Regions from separate parts of the Homo sapiens genome. Here all the other regions are linked to region 2. A link is a contact called in ENCODE Hi-C or POLR2A ChIA-PET data. All regions are on one chromosome and are shown on one strand. The core of a region is the stretch at or near the end of the contact, and the rest is flanking DNA. Distances in the headings are between cores, read along the strand shown. Region 1 holds the start of RYK (receptor like tyrosine kinase). Region 2 holds the start of NCK1 (NCK adaptor protein 1). Region 3 holds the start of MRPS22 (mitochondrial ribosomal protein S22).

Region 1 (3,809 bases), core at 618-3,117, 2.6 Mb after region 2:
TGGGAGCTCTCTGCTGTTTACATCATAGGCCGCCTGAAGAAGTCACTGACAAGACCTAGTAATTAAAGAACCTCGAGAAGCTAGGAGTTTCATTCTTTGAGGACTGTGAGCTTTTTTAAAAGTGCAAAGAATATGCCATCCTTTAAAAAAATGCTTCCCATCTGAATTGAGATTCCTGTTCACACAACATGTTTTGAGCCTCCAGCCCTTCCTGGCAGAACCCTGGTAGCAGTGGCTGTCCCAACAGAAGTATTTTTGCTGACTTTTGTGGCTTAAAAGCCTTCTCTGATGGAGCACTTTTCCTCCCCTCTTCCTCTTCTCAGCCTCCTCCGGCAGGATGAAGGGTGTAAGATTTTGTGCTGAGGCGCTGAAGCTTGACAAATTGAGGCCAGCCTATCTCTAAATGGAATCCGTGTATCTTGCTAGGGAGGGAGAAAATCAAGTTCCAGCACTTCCCTCCTTATCAGCCTCTCCTTTTCCCTACCCTTCCCTGAGGATAAAAATAACCGCTTCCCAGGGCCTCACTGCGATGGAGCAACTGTGCCCCGAAGCCAGGCCTAGCTGTCAGAGCAGCTGCTCCCCGAGGCACGGCCCCGCGAGAGCCTTGGGGTCAGGACGGGGGCCTGTCCGCAGGGACGAGGTGTCCCAGGACAGGGCAGGGGCCCTTGGAGCCTCACCAAGAGAGGGGGCACTGGTGCAAGTTTGACCGCGATGGTGGGCGGCTCACAAAAATACATCAGGAGGCCCGGAAGTCCATGCACTGGCTGGCTCCACCGCCTTTAAGTACACGAGGTCTATCTGCAGTTCTTAACCTCTTTGAGGGCACAAGGACTCCCTAGAACAAATGATGACATACCACCTCTCTGTGTGCAATCAAGCATACACACAACACACAGAAACATGGACGTGGACACAAATACGCACGGAGACACATACACTTTTGCACACAGTTTCATATTATTGGAAGGCTGTCGAAGCCTGGTATGGACCACAGATTAACAACCCCAAAGGCAGGTTGATTATAGTGATGCAGAACGATTATAAAAAAAATAACAATTTGGCAGGGCGCGGTGGCTTACACCTGTAATCCCAGCACTTTGGGAGGCCGAGGTCAGTTGATCACGTGAGGTCAGGAGTTCGAGACCAACCCGGCCAACATGGTGAAACCCCGTCTCTACTAAAAATACAAAAAAATTAGTCGGGCATGGTTGCGGGCGCCTGTAATCCCAGCTACTCGGGAGGCTGAGGCAGGAGAATGGCTTGAACCTAGGAGGCAGAGGTTGCAGTGAGCCGAGATCGTGCCAGTGCACTCCAGCTTGGGTGACGGAGCAAGACTTCGTCTCAAAATAAATAAATAAAAATATAAAAATAAATAAAATTTTGTAACGTAAAAATAGGGTTAGTAAAGCGTGCTAAGATCTTTCTGGAAAACAAATATATGTAGTATAAATTCTAATAATAGATACGGAAACGATAAAGTTGATCACCGATGGTAAGATAAAGGATGATTTCTATTTATTTGAGTTTTCCCACTAAACAGGAAAGCATGCTGCTTTTTCGCAACCAGAACGGCCGCATCCAGGCGTTTCCGGGGACCTGGGGCGCCCACTGAGCTGCAGGCGCGGCCGGTGGCTCCAGCCTGGCCCGTCCGTCGGGAAAGGAGGGTTACAGACAATAGACAAGCAAACATTAGACGCAGTGACCGCGTGGGGCGGGGACCGGCTCTTGCGGAGAGGGTGACCCGAGCCCTTCGCCCGCCGAGGCACTTTAAAACCCCAGCGCGTTGCCCAGGCCGGCCCGCCCAGAGCGAAAGGTGCGTGCGCGCTCCCGGGGAGGCGGCGGCGCGCACGGGCGCGTCCCGCGGGCAGCCCCCAACTCCGGACGATGCAGCGAGGAGGCGGCGGCGGCGGCGCGCTCCGGAGGTCTGAAGCCACTGCTGGCTGCCACGGGCCGGCGGTGCGATGAGCTGGGCAGCCGCCCCCGGCTCGGGGCTGTGAGCGGCTCGGGGCCGGGGGTGGGCGGCGGTGCGGCGGGCGGCCGACGCTCCTCTTCGGCGGCGGCGGCGGCGGCCATGCGTGGGGCGGCGCGGCTGGGGCGGCCGGGCCGGAGTTGCCTCCCGGGGGCCCGCGGCCTGAGGGCCCCGCCGCCGCCGCCGCTGCTGCTTCTGCTTGCGCTGTTGCCGCTGCTGCCCGCGCCTGGCGCTGCCGCCGCCCCCGCCCCGCGGCCCCCGGAGCTGCAGTCGGCTTCCGCGGGGCCCAGCGTGAGTCTCTACCTGAGCGAGGACGAGGTGCGCCGGCTGATCGGTGAGTGGGGCCGCCGAGGCCGGGGCGGGCAGGTCGGGCCGGCTGGGGCAGCTTCCGGCCGCCGGCGGATCAGTCTGCGAGCCGTGGACCTCGGGCGAGTACCCTCCCCGCCCCCCGCGCCCGGATTCGCCTCGCGGCCCGGTCTCTGCCTGCCGTGCTGGCTGGGAGGTGTGGTCCCTGCCCGGTCCCCAGCTCTGGGTCAGCCTTCGTGCCGCCCTCGCTGCCCCGCCGCGATAGACCCAGATTCACCCCATCCCATCCTCCTCACTGCCTCCTTAGCCCTTCTCCCTAGAAGAGTCAGTCACCCTTACAACTTTTTTTCCTTGCTGCACGAAGTTTTTTTGACGCTTTCTATGTGTGTCACTCTAGGGCCCTCGATTTTGAATATCTCGAAATTCACGTTTTAGACTGAACTTGCAAACCCTTTGCTGTGGTTTTGATGCTCCAGTAGAGGCCACGCTCTGTGCTTACCCTTTTACAAAAAAAAAAAAAAAAAAAAAAAAAACGAGAGAGAAAGAAGGGGAGGTTATAAGGGCACCAAATGTTCGTGGCAGCCTCCAACTCTTGGGACGTAGATTTGGAGCATATGCTTAGATTCTAAGCATATTTTTAGTGAATGAATCGCCAGGTAGCAGACCTTTTTAGTTTCAATACCTTTTTGGTTTTTGCATTGGGTGTGTTGGGAGTTTGGACTGACTCTGTACTTCTGGGCCACTCTCCTACTTTTGAGTATCTTGAAGGGAAACAAGAACTTAGTCTTGGGTCGGTTTGTGGTTCCATTTACTTGCTTAGCTTTGTTGTTTGGGGAATTAATTTGAAAAATTGCTGGGGTCTTATGTTAGGACTTTGTGGATTCTGGAAATGACCCCTTAGAGGAAGATCTGACAGGAACGACCCCCCAAAAAGGAAGTCCTTGGTACCTAGACGTTTGCATTCTTTTGTTATTATGGCAGTATCTTTATTTCATCTGAAGGTGGTGCTTCTGAGTGTTTGAGGGGAAAAATTATTCTCTATTGCATCCATTATTTGTCAGTATTCTATTTTTTTTTAAGTAATAAGACTTTGTTGAGGTGTGTTGAGATTGACTCAGTGTAGAAATGGAATTACTGAAAGCAGACTCTTTAGACATTACATGTACGGATTTGCAGTTTTTAGCCAAAGAAGAATGCTCTTTTTATGAAGTCGTGCTCATTCTTAATCCTTCTTAGTCTAGCTGAGTTAGCTGAATGTAGTTTAGCTGAATTAAAACTCTACTTGGGGTAGTACTTGGAACACAAGACTAAGATTTAGGAAAAATAATACAAGACGACTCATATCACATTAATTTTAGAAATATTAACGTATTATGCATGGTTTTGTAAAGGCTTTTTGGTTAAAAGCACTTATATAGCTTGTGACTTTGTTTACATGGGTAAACAAAGTCAGAGGTGTAGGTAGGAGACAGAAGACAACCAGGGACTGACATTGAATTCCTGCCATATACCTGCCCCTACATGCTTTATACAC
Region 2 (3,950 bases), core at 238-2,737:
TACATGAGCCAACAGCTGAGTAGATGTGAACACTCTGCAAACTATGTTTATGGATATTACAGCCAATTTCCACAGATCACAATTTTCCCAAAGAAGTCTCAGAGTTTGTGGTCAAGATGAAAAGAAAGCACCATTTATCAACCAGTGCATATTACTATCAAGTTGTGAATGGGATGCCTATTTAAGAATATCACAGACTCCACCCCCCACAAGAAAATTAAGTGTTTTAAAAAGAAAAGAACGAATATTATTGACAATTACCAAACAAAACTTTCTTCTTAGGTTATTTCTCCGTTTACTGTGTGACCTCGCCGAAGGCTGAGAGTCTAGGCACACTGGTTTCCAGGTGCTGAAGAAATCGTTATAGTTGGTTTGTCATACGTCTATCAAAGTAAAATTTTAAAAATGAGTACCTTTTGGCAACACCCGTTTTGGGAGGACATTGAGCTGCTTTGCTCCCTACCCAAAGAGGAGTTAGGAAATTCTCTTTAACCTAATTCTTTCCTAATTTCTAGGGCTTCTTACCTAATCTAACGTGCATAATTATTTTCAGGTGACTCCGGGTCCATCAGTTTGACACCGAGAGCGTTCCTACGGTTACGTCCTCACCCCTGAACAAAACCCAGCTTCCTGAGCTTCTAACGGCGAATTTAACTTGTATGTTAATACAGAAGAAAGGTTACAAAACCTATCGAAATGGTTTTTTGTTTTACCAAACATATTACAACTCAAGTCAAAAGTTCACAGCCCCAGCAACTCGCGTACGAATCTGAAGCAGGTCCAGACCATTAAAGTCACAGCCCCAGACTAGAAAACGGCCGGTGGGTGGGGGGAGGGGAGAGGGCGCGTCCCGAAGATGTCCACCCGCAGCACCGCGCAGGCTGACGCCTCCCCTCCTCTCGGGCTGGAGGTGAGAGCGCCCTTCCTCCTACCACGTCCCTACCTTCCCGGCCTCGGATTACGCCACAGCTGGCAAAAGGACTTTTTCATGAGAAAACAGACAAGTCAACCAGCGCGCCGCACACTCGACCTCCCAGGCTCGCACGGGCGGCCGCCCGGGCTCTCAGCCCGACACAGCGCTCCAGGGGCTGACAAGGAGGCCGCGGGGTCACGCTCCCTGGGGCAACGGCCCGAGGGTCTCGCGGAATCCCGGTGCAGAAGTCTGGACCCTCCGAGCAGCCTCCGCGCCCCCTCCGGCTCGGCTCCGAGCCTGCAGACGGCGCCCCCGGGGCTAACTCAGCGCGAGAAGAGGAAGCGACGCAGCGAGTAACAGGCTGTATGGACGGACAGCGGACTGAAGGGGGGTGTGTGTGTGTCTGCCTGCCAACAAGGCCGTCTCACCTTCCCGCTGCCGAGCCGGGCAGCTCCAGCTCACCTGAGGAGGGCTCCAGGACGCCACTGCGGCCGCCGTGATGGCCGTAACGGCACGAGGCCTGCGCTCCGCCGCCGCCGCGTAGCTCTTGGGAGAGAGGCGGGGCACGCGCGGTGGGCAGGCGGATCCGCGCGGGCAGGAAACCCACTCTGGACCCAATCTGATAGGTTCAGTCGCCCCCTTCCCCGGTCCCTGACGCGACAACGGTCTCTGCCGCACTGGGATTGGGCGGGCCCTCATGTCAATCAAGCGCCGTGCCTGATGTGGAGGGAGCGGAGGCTGCGCGGCGGAGAGTAGAGAGCTAGAGGGTGAGAAGCGCTGGGCCGGACCAGAACTGTCTTAGCTTTTCCCTCTGCGGCTGCTCTGGTTGGTTACTTTGAGCCTGCCTCCTCAGCGCCGCAGGAGAGACTTAACAGCAAAAATGACTGTGTCCTGAGTTCAGCCCCCACTGCTCTGGGAGCTTCCCCCTGGTTTCTGCACCTGAAGAATGTCATCCCAGCCGAAGGTTCTTAGGAGCGGGGAGCGACAAAGAAAAACAAAGAAAAGCAGACCTGAAAATTGGGACCTGGGAGAAATGTAAGACATGTGCTTAATTTGAGGCACAGACCAAAAGAAGCTGAGTCTGAGGGCCCTCTAAAAGTGTCCTCGTGCTTGGGCAGCTTACATTCTTGGCGGCAGTAGTGTTATGAAGAGGACCTTCGGAGCCAGGTCTGTCCATTCTTAGGGCTCCAGCCACTGGCTGAGGCATCAGTAAGTTGGTTCTTCCCCTCGCCGGTGCTGCAGGCCCCCTTCCCCGCCCCCGCGCCGTAACCTGCCTCTTTTTTTTTTTTTTTTGAAACGAGTTTCGCTCTGTCGCCAGGGTGGAGTGCAGTGGCACGATCTCGGCTCACTGCAACCTCCGCCTCCGGGTTCAAGCTATTCTCCTGCCTCAGCCTCCCGAGTAGCTGGGATTACAGGCATGTACCACCACGCCCAGCTAATGTTTTTGTATTTTTAGCAGTGACGGGGTTTCACCAGGATGGTCTCGATCTCTTGACCTCGTGATTCGCCAGCCTCGGCCTCCCAAAGTGCTGGGATTACAGGCGTGAGCCACCACGCCCAGCCGCCTCATCTCTTCTTAACCATCTTTGTGGCACAGTTTAGGATCGCTCCTCAGGGAAGCTTGCTCAGTTAGGTACCTTCCTTGGAGCACAGGTGTTTTCTCCATCCGAGCTATTGAAATGGTTTGCCTGTATGTCTACCTAGATTGTAAACTCCGTTGAATCAGTAACCATGTCTGTTCAGTTTCTCCCTAGGGCCTTGCAGTAGGGTAGATGGTCAGTAAATACTGTTTAAGGCATTAATACTTTTTATTTTAATCCTGGCCCTGGATATCAGCCTCAAAAGTTTGCAGTTTTCTGCATTTAACTTCAAAATTATTTACGTGATTGGTAATGCATGCATGTGGTTGGCCTGTGCTGTAATTTAGATGTTTGTTCCCCTAAACCTCCTGTTGAAATTTGATCCCCAATGTTGGAGGTGGGGACTAATGGGCAGTGTTGGGTCATGGAGGTGGTTCCTTCAGGAATAGATTAATGTCCTCCCTGGGGAGAGGGTAAATGAGTTCTCTTTATTTCCACCAGAGCTGGTTAAAAAGAACGTCGCACTTCCTTTCTTCTTTTGCGTCCTCTCTGGCCATGTAATCTCTGCACACACCAGCTCTCCTTTGCCTTCTGGCATGAGTAGAAGCAGTCTTAGGCTACCATCAGATGCAGATGCTCAGTCTTGAACTTTTCCAGACATCAGAACCATAAGCCGAAAAACCTTTTCTATTTCTAAATTATCCAGCTTTGGGTATTCCTTTCTAGCAACACTAAAGGGACTAAGACAGCCTGCCATATGTAGGATCACAAGGTCAAGCACAAATTTACCTATTTATGCTGTACTATCCTCAGGTTGACTGGGACAAGTAGACCATGAAACTGGGCAACAGCTACTCTATGTCTACATTCTGTTATTAGCATCCAAAGTGAATAATGGCGGTGAATTTTGAGTTTATTCTAAGGGTTTAAATAACTGCATATTTTATCATGACTGGTATGGACTGAATTGCATCCCCCCCAAAAATTCATACTGAAGCCCTCACTCCTAATGTGACTATATAAATGTTCCTTAACTTACAAAGGGGTTATGTTCCAATAAACCCACCATAAACTGAAAATACCTTAAGTTGAAAAGATCTTAAGTCAGAAATGCATTTAATGCTTCTAACCTACCAAACATCATAGCTTAGAGTAGCCTACCTAAAACATGCTCAGAATACTTACATTAGCTTTCAGTTAGGCAAAATCATCTAATACAAAGCTTATTTTTTAATAAAGTATTGAGTATTTCATGTAATCTACTAAATACTGAATGAAAAACTGGATGGTTTTATGGGTACTCAAAGTACAGATTCTAGAGTGCATATGGCTTTTGGACCATCATAAAGTCAAAAAAATCTTAAGTCAGGGACCATCTCTAGTTGGAGCTAGGCCTTTAGGGAGGTAATAAAAATTAAATTAGGTCATAAGGGTGGGGCCCTAATCCCATAAGATTA
Region 3 (3,759 bases), core at 1,073-3,572, 2.5 Mb before region 2:
TATGGTATACAGGAGAGGTACGGGGCTTGGGTGATTGCAGAGGAAGAAACTAAGCATAGCCTGGACTAGGGATGGGCATGACAGGGTCAAAGAAAGCGTCCCAAGAGCCTCATCACGGCAGAGAAAAAAGGGAGGGAAAGTCTAGGCTAAGAGATTGCAGCTAGGAAAGAGGCTTGGTTCACTGGACATGATACTGAAGAGGCCGTGTGTTATCATGGAAGAGCCTTTGACATAAGCAGAGAATCAAATCTTAGCTCAGCCTCATGCAGTTTGCTTATTGCTTTGCCTAACTTCTACTTCCATTTCCATTAGCAAAAAAGAAAGAAAAAGCCATTTGTTCCTAGTCACCTCTTCTTCTCCTATAAATGTTGGTATCCCTACAGATTCTGAACGATGTCCTTTTCTCCCTTCTCAGATTCTTACTCGATGATTTCTCCTATCCTGCCACGACTTCAATTACCTTTATATGCCAGAAACTCTAAAATCTGAATCTCCTGCCAAGATCACCTTCCATCCAATTACTCAACCTCTCTCATGTACTTGAATACTGCCAAGTCAGAACCCATCAACTTTCCCTTGTCTCAAACCTGCATTTTCTGTTCCCTATCTCAGCATCATCCAGTAGGCCATACAGGCCAGAAATCTTACAGCCATTCCTAAATTCTCCCTGATCCTCCAGATCTAGCCAATAGCAGTAGTAATAACAACAACAGTAATCAAATAGCTGTAGTAATAATAACAGTAATTATAAGAGCTACCATTTATTAGCTATTTACTACATGCCAATACTGACTGAGCTAAGTACTTTACACATTCAGCCCATTTAATACTCACAACAACCCATGAGGTAAACACGAAGATTATCCCAATTTTACAAAAAAAAAAAAAAAACAAAAAAAAAAACACCACTGGCAGAGAACATACTGATTGTTTGCCTTCATAAATCTCATTTTAATCCTCCATTTCCCACTGCCACTACTCTAGTCAAGGCTATCCTCATCTCTTGCATCAGCCTCCCTTTCTCCATTCTGGCCCCACTACAGATCATTCTCCACAGAGCAACCAGAGTAATCTCTTTAAAATGTAATCAAGATTACTCCCAAGCTTAAAATTCACGAATGGCTTCCAACCTCATTTAGAAAAAAAGTTAAGGTGGTCTGCTTACCTACACTATGTCTCTCACTAAGTGATGTGCTCTATGAAGACCAGACCTTGTCTTATACTCATCTCTGGCACCCAGGGTTCCTCAGGGTATCCAGCACACAGCAAGTGCTCAGCACTACTCTCTCCTCAGTCTCACCCATTCACTCACCTTTAGTTACCATTTTTACTCCGATGTTCCTCACTTTATATTTAACTCCATACTAAACAGTTGACTCTTAAAGTCACCTCAAATTTAATGTGTCCCAAATAGGTTTAATTCCGCCTCCTTTCCCATCTCCTGATCTCATCTACTCCTGCACTACCCCCGCCCCCAAAATAACGGTTCCAACAATTAATTAATCTTCTTCATCTTGGTGTAAATGGGACAACCCTCTATTCCAATCAAAAACTTAAGAAACAATCTTAATTTGTCCCTTTAAACTCATATCCAAAGCCTTAATCAAGCCTTATCAATCCTACCTCCAAAATGGGTTCCCAAATATCTGTGCTCAGTCTCATTTCTGGACATCTGCTACTGTCCCCTATGCTTGAGAAGCTTCTTGCTTTCTCCTTAGCATGGCTAACCAGATCTCAGCTTTGGTCATATTTGCCAGGAACCCTTCCCTGACCTTCCAACCTAGTTTGAGTGCCTCTCCTGTGTGCGTCCCCTATAACAACCCGGGTCACACTGCACTGCCAATTCCCCATGGACATGAGTTCCCACAGGGAAATGTCTGTGTCAGTCTTAGTTTGCCATATCCCACAGAGCTTAGCACAGTGCTCTGCACGGAGCGGAACTCAGGCACTGTAGTTGAGTGAGTGAACGAATGAACAGATATGCAGGTGATGACAAACTCTACAGGTACAGAAGGAAGACAGCTGAATCTGAGGAAGCGCTAGGATACGTGTCGCGGGGGCTATCGCGTGGTTTTCGCCTGCCAGAAACAGGATCTACGTCTCCCAGAAGAACGCCCCAGCGAAAGTCCGGAAGGTCACTTACCGGCCTCGGAGCTGAACCGGCGGCGTGGCAGCCCCATCTCGAAAGAGCAAGGTAGCGGTTGGAGCAGGCCACCGTGCCAGGGCTGGATTCGAGCCCGGAAACAGACCCGTTCCACGCCCGGAGAACTCCTCAAGAGGCTCCACAGCAATACAGTTGTTCCGAGGGGCGCCATGATTATCAGAAGCCACTTGCGCCGGAAGTGGTTGGGAGGGATTCCGAGTCACACCCAGTTCTTGCAGCACTCTGGGAAATGTAGTCTAGTTAAAGGCGGAAAGGGCCGGAAGTCTTCCGGGCCCTTATAGATTGTTTCTTCTAAACTACTTATTCACAAGTAGACGGTGTTTATGTCCTTCCCTATGCATAAAGTTAAAACTTACACCTTTTTCCCTATATGCTCTTTTTCCTACCCGTTTCCATCGTTCTAAATAACAAATTTCCGGCCAGGCGCCGTGGCTCACGCCTGTAATCCCAGCAGTCTGGGAGGCCAAGGCGGGCGGATCACCTGAGGTCAGGAGTTCGAGATTAGCCTGGCCAACATGGTGAAACCCCCGTCTCTACTAAAAATATAAAAATTAGCCAAGCATGGTGGCGGGCGCCTGTACCAGGAGAATCGCTTGAACCGAGGAGGCAAAGGTTGCATTGAGCCAAGATCGTGCCATTGCACTCCAGCCTGAGCAACAAAGCAAGACTCCATCTCAAATAAACAAACAAACAAACACTCTAGCCTGGGTGACAGAGTGAGACTCTTGTCTCAAATAAATACATAATTTATGTATTCCACTTCCTGCCCAAACCTTCTCCCCCATCCTCAGGTTTAAATCCAACTACTTCTTAAATTTCTCCATCCACACTGCTCACATGCACCCTAAATCTAACTCCTGACTCCAAGCCCTGATTACCACCACCACCACTGCCACTGCCAATTCATACACCTGATTCTCTGTCTCAACACTTATTCCTTTCCTTTATAGCCCATTTTATAATCTGTTATTTTGCTCTTTATCTGCTTATTTCTTTTTCTCACCCCATGAACACAGTGACTCTACATATTTTATTGCAATATCACCTAGCCTAGTACATCTACGTGCACAGCAAACTTTTGTTGAATAAATGAATGAATGATTAAATGATTCTTTACATTTTTTCCAGCTATCCAGGATGTGCAGGTCTTATCCTTCTCTAGACTATAGATTGGTGCCTGTGCTAAGCACTTATCCCAAGGCCTGGGAAAACAGGGTGTTAGTAAACTCTTGTTTGACTTAGCTGGATGAATAGACTCACCTTCCAGCCTCAGCTATTTTCCCCCAACTTAGCATTAATATTAACAGTGCTGTTTATGAACTCATTCCCTATTTGGGAGGGGAAGGGAGAGCACTAGGCTTGGTGCCTATTTAGGCAAGTCTGCTGCCCTGCACTTCCCAATGCTTACACCTACATGATAGCAGGTGTCAGAGACTAGTGGCAGGATGAATGCAGGTGTCTCCCAGCCCATGCCTTTTCTCTGAAAATGAACCCTCTACTTTCTTCCCATAGCTGAGGGAGCAGGCCTCAGTGGCTATGTTTTTCCTGTAAACATCCTCCTGGACACAGCTGATTGGACACTTAGTGCAGGATGA

Evidence for each region. A loop is a pair of places that touch in the nucleus more often than their neighbours do. ChIA-PET counts read pairs that join two places held with the same protein, here RNA polymerase II (POLR2A). Pooled maps may share reads with other maps.
Region 1: a loop to region 2 is called in a map of naive thymus-derived CD4-positive, alpha-beta T cell, with 12 times the contacts of the local background. The contact joins the promoter of RYK here to the promoter of NCK1 in region 2. A Hi-C loop is called at or near these places in 2 of 168 maps with a recorded cell type or tissue (heart right ventricle and naive thymus-derived CD4-positive, alpha-beta T cell) and 5 of 50 pooled maps.
Region 3: a map of B cell shows a loop between it and region 2 (28-fold over the local background). The contact joins the promoter of MRPS22 here to the promoter of NCK1 in region 2. A Hi-C loop is called at or near these places in 1 of 168 maps with a recorded cell type or tissue (B cell) and 4 of 50 pooled maps. POLR2A ChIA-PET finds 5 or more read pairs at or near these places in 1 of 52 experiments (T-cell).

The regions. Positions count from the first base shown.
Region 1 is chr3:134,248,917-134,252,725 of GRCh38, reverse strand. RYK (receptor like tyrosine kinase) reads left to right here and starts at 1,867. Exons shown (of 15, transcript NM_002958.4): 1 at 1,867-2,303. The coding sequence starts at 2,072. RefSeq lists a silencer at 1,693-2,512 and an enhancer at 1,848-2,626.
Region 2 is chr3:136,859,745-136,863,694 of GRCh38, reverse strand. It overlaps NCK1 (NCK adaptor protein 1), which reads right to left and starts at 1,487. Exons shown (of 4, transcript NM_001291999.2): 1 at 1,342-1,487. NCK1-DT (NCK1 divergent transcript) reads left to right here and starts at 1,632. Exons shown (of 3, transcript NR_110177.1): 1 at 1,632-1,948. RefSeq lists enhancers at 619-738, 749-828, 1,889-1,948, 2,509-2,558 and a silencer at 1,469-1,528.
Region 3 is chr3:139,342,583-139,346,341 of GRCh38, reverse strand. It overlaps MRPS22 (mitochondrial ribosomal protein S22), which reads right to left and starts at 2,322. Exons shown (of 8, transcript NM_020191.4): 1 at 2,144-2,322. The coding sequence starts at 2,315. RefSeq lists enhancers at 1,715-1,834, 1,845-1,944, 1,921-2,215, 2,175-2,264.